Linked DNA regions of Homo sapiens: region 1 is linked to region 2. Evidence: read pairs that join two places in POLR2A ChIA-PET (ENCODE). Cell type or tissue: OCI-LY7. All regions are shown on one strand. Each heading gives the region's core, and the rest is flanking DNA. Links, peaks and the distances in the headings are about the cores only.

Region 1 (2,917 bases), core at 108-2,607, 160 kb after region 2:
AGGCAATACAGACAAGCCAGAACATAAAACGAGAGCAAATACTTTTCTGCCATTCAACAGTTCTTAGTGACTATCACCTCCATATTAATTGCATTTTCCCATTACTAAAAAGAAATCTTGTTTAAATCCACTGTTGGGATGGTTGTGATTTATAAAATAAAGCCACATCCTTTAATATGTTTATAAAAAAAGGAATAGTTAAGGTATCTCTGAGACCTGTCTTCGATATGTATATTTGTTTCACAAATGAATAGCCTTGTACAATCTTATGCATATGGATCTTACTGTTTTTACTGTCACCTTTTGCCTTCATAGATGTCATCTATATACGGAAAGCCTTTTGCTAATTTTAACAATATTTAATTGTAGTTCTTGTAAATGATTTCATTGAGGCTTTTACCACAGGGTTTTAAAAATATGGAAAATGAGCTGAAGCACAAAGAAACAATTTGCTTTACTTTTCTTACGAATATTTTCATATAGCAATTGCTTTTTGTTTTATTACACATTCTGCATATGTATGTAGCAGTTGTTTTACTCATTAAGATCTTTGAGGGAAGATTTGGAGGGGCAAGATTCTAAAGCAATGTCTTATAACCCACTTTTTTGAAGTTTATATGTAATAAGCCAATTATTTATGAGCTTTTTAAGAATAAAGGATGTCTCAAAAGGCTTAGTGCAGTTTTAGCTTTAATAACTTCAGAAGTAGAAATGCTGCACACACTTATTTAAGTTTAATTCTTTAAATGTCTTTTACCCTTAGTTTTGTGAAATTTTAAATTTTTAAAATTTTAAATGACTGAAAATTTAAATTTTAAATGACTGAAACAAAATTTAAACATTATTATTCAAAATTCACAAAACTAAGAGACAAATTTAAAGAATTAAACTTTCAAATGATGGTTTTAAATAAGTTTGTTTCTACTTCTGAACTTACTAAACTAAAGCTAAACTAAGTATTTTTGGAGACTCGGTGTTTAAGAAAGGATAAACGATACTTGCTGTATAGAATGGTTTTAATACTTGATATGGTCTCGGCCAGTCTGTAGGGTAAGAGGTGGACCTCTGAGGACTCTTCCAGCAATTTGACCTTGTGTCTAGGTTTCAAGTTGCAAAACTTAACAGCGTACGAATTCAAGAACGAAGTAACATGTCACCTGTAAAATACCCAGGATAGTGTAATTTGTGATGTGCAAAATAACCAAACATAGCTACTGTAAAAATACACACATTGTGAGGTGTTAGCATTGATGATCTTTGTTGAAATACATTGTGGTCTAAATTCTTTGACGAATAAGTAAGGAGTGAAGTTCATCTGCCAATGCGGGATTCAGACGACAAGCCTTAAAATCAAAAAGAGTCAGATATTTAGATACATTCTAATTGTTTGGGTCTTTCTTCTTTTTTTTTTTTTCTTTTTTGATTCATTTTTAAGAATAGTAAAGTACAGTGAATTTCAAGAAAATTTGTTAAGATACTTTCTATTCTGATGTCCTACTTTAACCTATGCAGAATAGATCAATACTCAAAATAACCATGTTATTCTCATTTGAAAGAGATATTTTATCAATGCCAAGAATAAAGGGAACTTAAGCACCAATGATAGCATTGTATGTTATGAATTATTAAAATAAGTAAAATGGAGAGCATTAACATTTGGCCTCAAAGTTGTTATGATCTCATTATGTGAATAACAGCATCTGTAAAATTTTATTTTAAAATATACAGCTAAAATAATTTTATTATGTCTAAATAGTGACAAGGTGCATAATTTCTAGAATGTCAACAATTTGGGATATAGAGCTCTCATCCAAACCCCATTCTATGCAGTAATTGTCCCTTCAGTACCCACGACAGTTGGTCACTAGGTATTTGCTTGGTTGCTTCCAGTAGCAGGAAGTTACACATTCTACATATGTAGAAGTTTTCACCTTCAGAGAAAACTTGTGTTTTTCTTTGTTTCCTGAACTGTTGTGTTAGAAAACTCTCCCTTATGGCCGGGCGCGGTAGCTCACACCTGTAATCCCAGCACTTTGGGAGGCCGAGGTGGATGGATCACGAGGTCAGGAGATCGAGACCATCCCGGCTAACACAGTGAAACTCCGTCTCTACTAAAAATACAAAAATTAGCCAGGCGTGGTGGTGGGCGCCTGTGGTGCCAGCTACTCGGGAGGCTGAGCCAGGAGAATGGCGTGAACCTGGGAGGCGGAGCTTGCAGAGAGCCGAGATTGCGCCACTGCACTCCAGCCTGGGCAACAGAGCCAGACTCCGTCTCAAAAAAAAGAAAACTTTCCCTTATTTTAGGCTGGTGTTTCTCTCCATGTACTCCAGAATCCTCGAAGGGTCCTAACAGAATACATAATGCTGGTTTCACAGAAACCTAACACTCTAGGAAGTGGGAGTCACCCTGCCTGACGGTGGCAGAGCCGAGAGCAGGCCTGGGTCTGTCGCCTCCAGGTCCCAGTTACCATCTTACTGCCTCACCTTCTGCCATAACACACTGCCTGCCATGGGCACTGATTCTGCTCCCTCCCAACCTGTTCCCTTCCTGCGGGACACTGCCTCTCCCTCCCAACCCGTTCCCTTCCTGCGGGACACTGCCGGTCCAGTGAACACCGCTGTCGGGACACCTTGTGTCCTTTTGCTCTGAGGGAGACCATTTCTGTTCCTCATATCATGCGTCATATGATATCATTCCAGACCCTTCACTGGTTTACTGCCTCTAAATGATCTCCATTTTATCAGTATCCCCATAATGTACAATGGCCTAAACTGAGTACAGTATTCTAGATGTGTATCCTAGAGTCCTAGAGTACAGTATCCTAGTTGCAGAGTAATGGGGCTATTTTCTCCCATCGTATGGAAAATCGTTCTCAGATTGGAATCTGTTTTGTTTTTTTTTTTTTTTTGAGATGGA
Region 2 (2,917 bases), core at 91-2,590:
GCAGGAGAATCTCTTGAACCCAGGAAGCGGAGGTTGCAGTGAGCCCAGATCACACCACTGCACTCCAGCCCAGGCGACAGAGCAAGACTCCGCCTCAAAAAAAAAAAAAAAAAAGTTCTACTCTGGATAAAATGCTGTCAAGCAGCATCACAAGCTACAGAAATCTTTTGTGAAAAGAAGTCAATCAATAAAGCAAAGTTAATCATTGTCTTATTTTAAGAAATTGCCACAGCCATCCCAACCTTCAGCACTCAGCACCCTGATCAGTCAGCCGCCATCAACAGTGAGGCAAGACCCTCCACCAGCAAAAAAAAATTACAACTCCCTGAAGGCTCAGATGATTGACAGCATTTTTTAGCCATAAATTATTTTTTAGATAACGTATGTACATTTCTTAAGCATAATACCATTGTACCCTTAACAGACCACGGTATAGTGTAAACATAACTTTTATATGCACTGGGAAACCAAAAAATTCATGTGACTCGCTTTATTCCAAGATTTAATTTATTGTGGTGGTCTGCAAGCAACCAAAATATCTCCAAGGTATGCCTGTATTTACCGTCCCATAGTTTCAATCCCTAGAGGTCTAACCCTCCACCTGGTTTTATGATCTCTTCATGTCGTATCTCCACAGTTTATCATCTTTTAAACACCGTATAGAAACTTTCTGGCCTATCCACTTCTTTTCTAGGAAAGCCCTGTGTCATTGTAAAAATTAACATAAAATACGTATGCCTTTTCTCCTGTTAATCTGCCTTACAGCCCCAGCTGCAGACCCAGCTAAAGGAAAAAGGATTTTTGTTTTTCCCCCCATCCCCTACACTTGTCTCCTTGCCAGACTGGGAGCTCCTCGTCACTTCCTCATCTTTATAACCCCAGTACCCAAAGGAGAACCTGATGAATTTAGTCATTCAAAGAATGTTTATCCCACAAAGGAGTTTGGAGTTAGGAGATTTAAGATTGAGCCATGCTCTTTGCTACCCACGAGGGTAGAAAAATCGCCTTGTATGTGTGTGGCTGGGCATGGAGGCTCATGTGCGGTGGCTCATGTTACAGTCTCATGCCTGTAACTTTGGGAGGCCCAGGCAGGCAGACCACTTGAGCCCAGGAGCTTGAGACCAGCCTGGCCAACATGGCCAAACCCCACCTCTACAAAAAATACAAAAATTAGCCGGGCGTTGTAGCTCTCGCCTGTAGTCCCAGCTACTCCGGAGGCTGAGGTGGGAGAATCGCTGGAACCTGGGAGCTGAGGCTGCAGTGAGCCGAGATCAGGCCACTGCACTCCAGCCTAGGCAACAGAGTGAGATCCTATCTCAAAAAACAAACAAACAAAAAAAATCACCGGGTTTCAACCCAGTTTCCTTGATAGTTTCCTGCCATCTTCCCCCACCCCTCCGGAAGCACAAACCACAACTATGCCTTTATCTGCATTTCCATGATAAGGTCATGCAGTCCCCAAGAGCTGGAAGCCAGCTGCCTCCCTAAGTGGTCACAGTTCATGCGCCCTGGTGCATAGTCCGGTGCCTGTGAGACTTTTCAGGTTTAAATTTTAGTTAATAATATCCAACAGAGTTACTGTAAAGATTTCGACACTCATGTGACTTAATTTACAGGAAAATTTACCCAACAATCCCATCCACTGAGCAATTCTTTTGATAACATTTACTACGAGGTAAGTGATTCAATTTACCAGAGAATAAGAAAAATGACTTAATAAAGTAGTTAAGATTCTCTTTACAACAGACTAGGAAAGGATAAAATTAAAGGATAGTTCATCAGACCATAACAACCCTTTGGTGCTCAATCAAGACAGAGTTTTGCCAGGAGGGGCATGGCTCACGCCTGTAATCCCCGGACTTTGGGAGGCCAAGACAGGAGGATCGCTTGAGCCCAGGAGTTGGGAGGCTGCAGTGAGACATGATCGTGCCACTGCACTCCACCCTGGGCCACAGAGCGAGACCCTGTCTCAAAAAATAAAAATAAAAAAAAGAGACAGGTAAGTTTTTATCAAAGCTGCCTGAGAGTCACTGGGCACGCCCCACTTGCCAGGTCCTACAGACCAGCAATAACAAGACTAATGCTTTCACCAAACATCAGGAAAATACACAGAAAAGCACCGGGCACTTTTTAAACTGTCATCTTGTTACTGTGACAATACATTTCTGTAGTTAAACAGCACAGTAGGCCTCCAACAAGATGCCCAATTGGGTACATGAAAATCCCGGCCCAAATTAAACACCTGTTTCCAGGAACGCTAGGCTCTTGTCTACATCCCCTACCGTCCCCGGAAGGCAGATAACCCCTCGGGCCTCGTGGGTTAGGTTCGAGTCCCTACAAGTAGGAAGAAGTCGTCAGGGCCCGGCATGTGGTCGCGGCCCAATCTCAATTTAGGGCTGATCCTGACCCTCAAAGCCACCCGGAACGCGCGAGAGGGCGGGACCCGCCATTCTCACAGGGGACCGGGGTGGAACGGCGCCGCGACCCGCCGCCGCGGGCGCCCCTGTCGTGGGGGCGCGGTCTCCCACCGTCCGCGCAGGCTTCGTTAAACCCACCCCGAGTACTCGCCGCCGCCTGGGCTCCGGAGCGGGGAGACGGATGCGAACGGAAAGGAGCGTGGCGGGCGCCCCGCGAGCAGGGAGCCAGGAGCCGCTCGCGCGCCCCTCACCTGAGAGCCGCGGCCACCACAGCCCCACGCGCGGCGCTGGCGCACTCCCGCGGCCCTGAACGGGCTCCCGGCGCCGCGCGCCCGCGCTTCCGGAGGCGGAGAGAGCGGAAAGGGAAAGGAGGGGCGGCGTGGGGCCCGGCGCTTCGGGAGAGGCGGGGGCGCACGCCGGGCCTCGTGCGGCCCTCGCGGCGGGCGTCACAGAGCGCGGCGGGCAGGCGGCCAGGCCGGGGCTCCACGCGGGCGGAGTGG

Evidence for each region. Peaks named below come from ENCODE experiments on the same cell type or tissue, not always from the same donor. Only the 100,000 strongest peaks of a DNase experiment are listed, where the experiment ranks them.
Region 1: POLR2A ChIA-PET joins it to region 2 with 9 read pairs; 5 of 35 experiments call an interaction of 5 or more read pairs at or near these places.

What each region holds. Positions count from the first base shown.
Region 1 is chr4:185,365,903-185,368,819 of GRCh38, forward strand. LRP2BP (LRP2 binding protein) reads right to left here. Exons shown (of 9, transcript NM_001377440.1): 9 at 1-1,343. The coding sequence ends at 1,278. It also overlaps a transcript of SNX25 not described here. Among named protein-coding and RNA genes, the nearest start is that of LRP2BP, 29 kb to the right of the region's middle. In OCI-LY7, for the core only: no CTCF peak of the experiment used is centred there; no DNase peak of the experiment used is centred there.
Region 2 is chr4:185,201,230-185,204,146 of GRCh38, forward strand. CFAP97 (cilia and flagella associated protein 97) reads right to left here and starts at 2,771. Exons shown (of 5, transcript NM_020827.3): 1 at 2,669-2,771. RefSeq lists silencers at 2,304-2,917, 2,683-2,854. In OCI-LY7, for the core only: no CTCF peak of the experiment used is centred there; DNase peaks (open chromatin) are centred at 1,432 and 2,322; H3K4me3 peaks cover 1,724 bases; H3K27ac peaks cover 897 bases.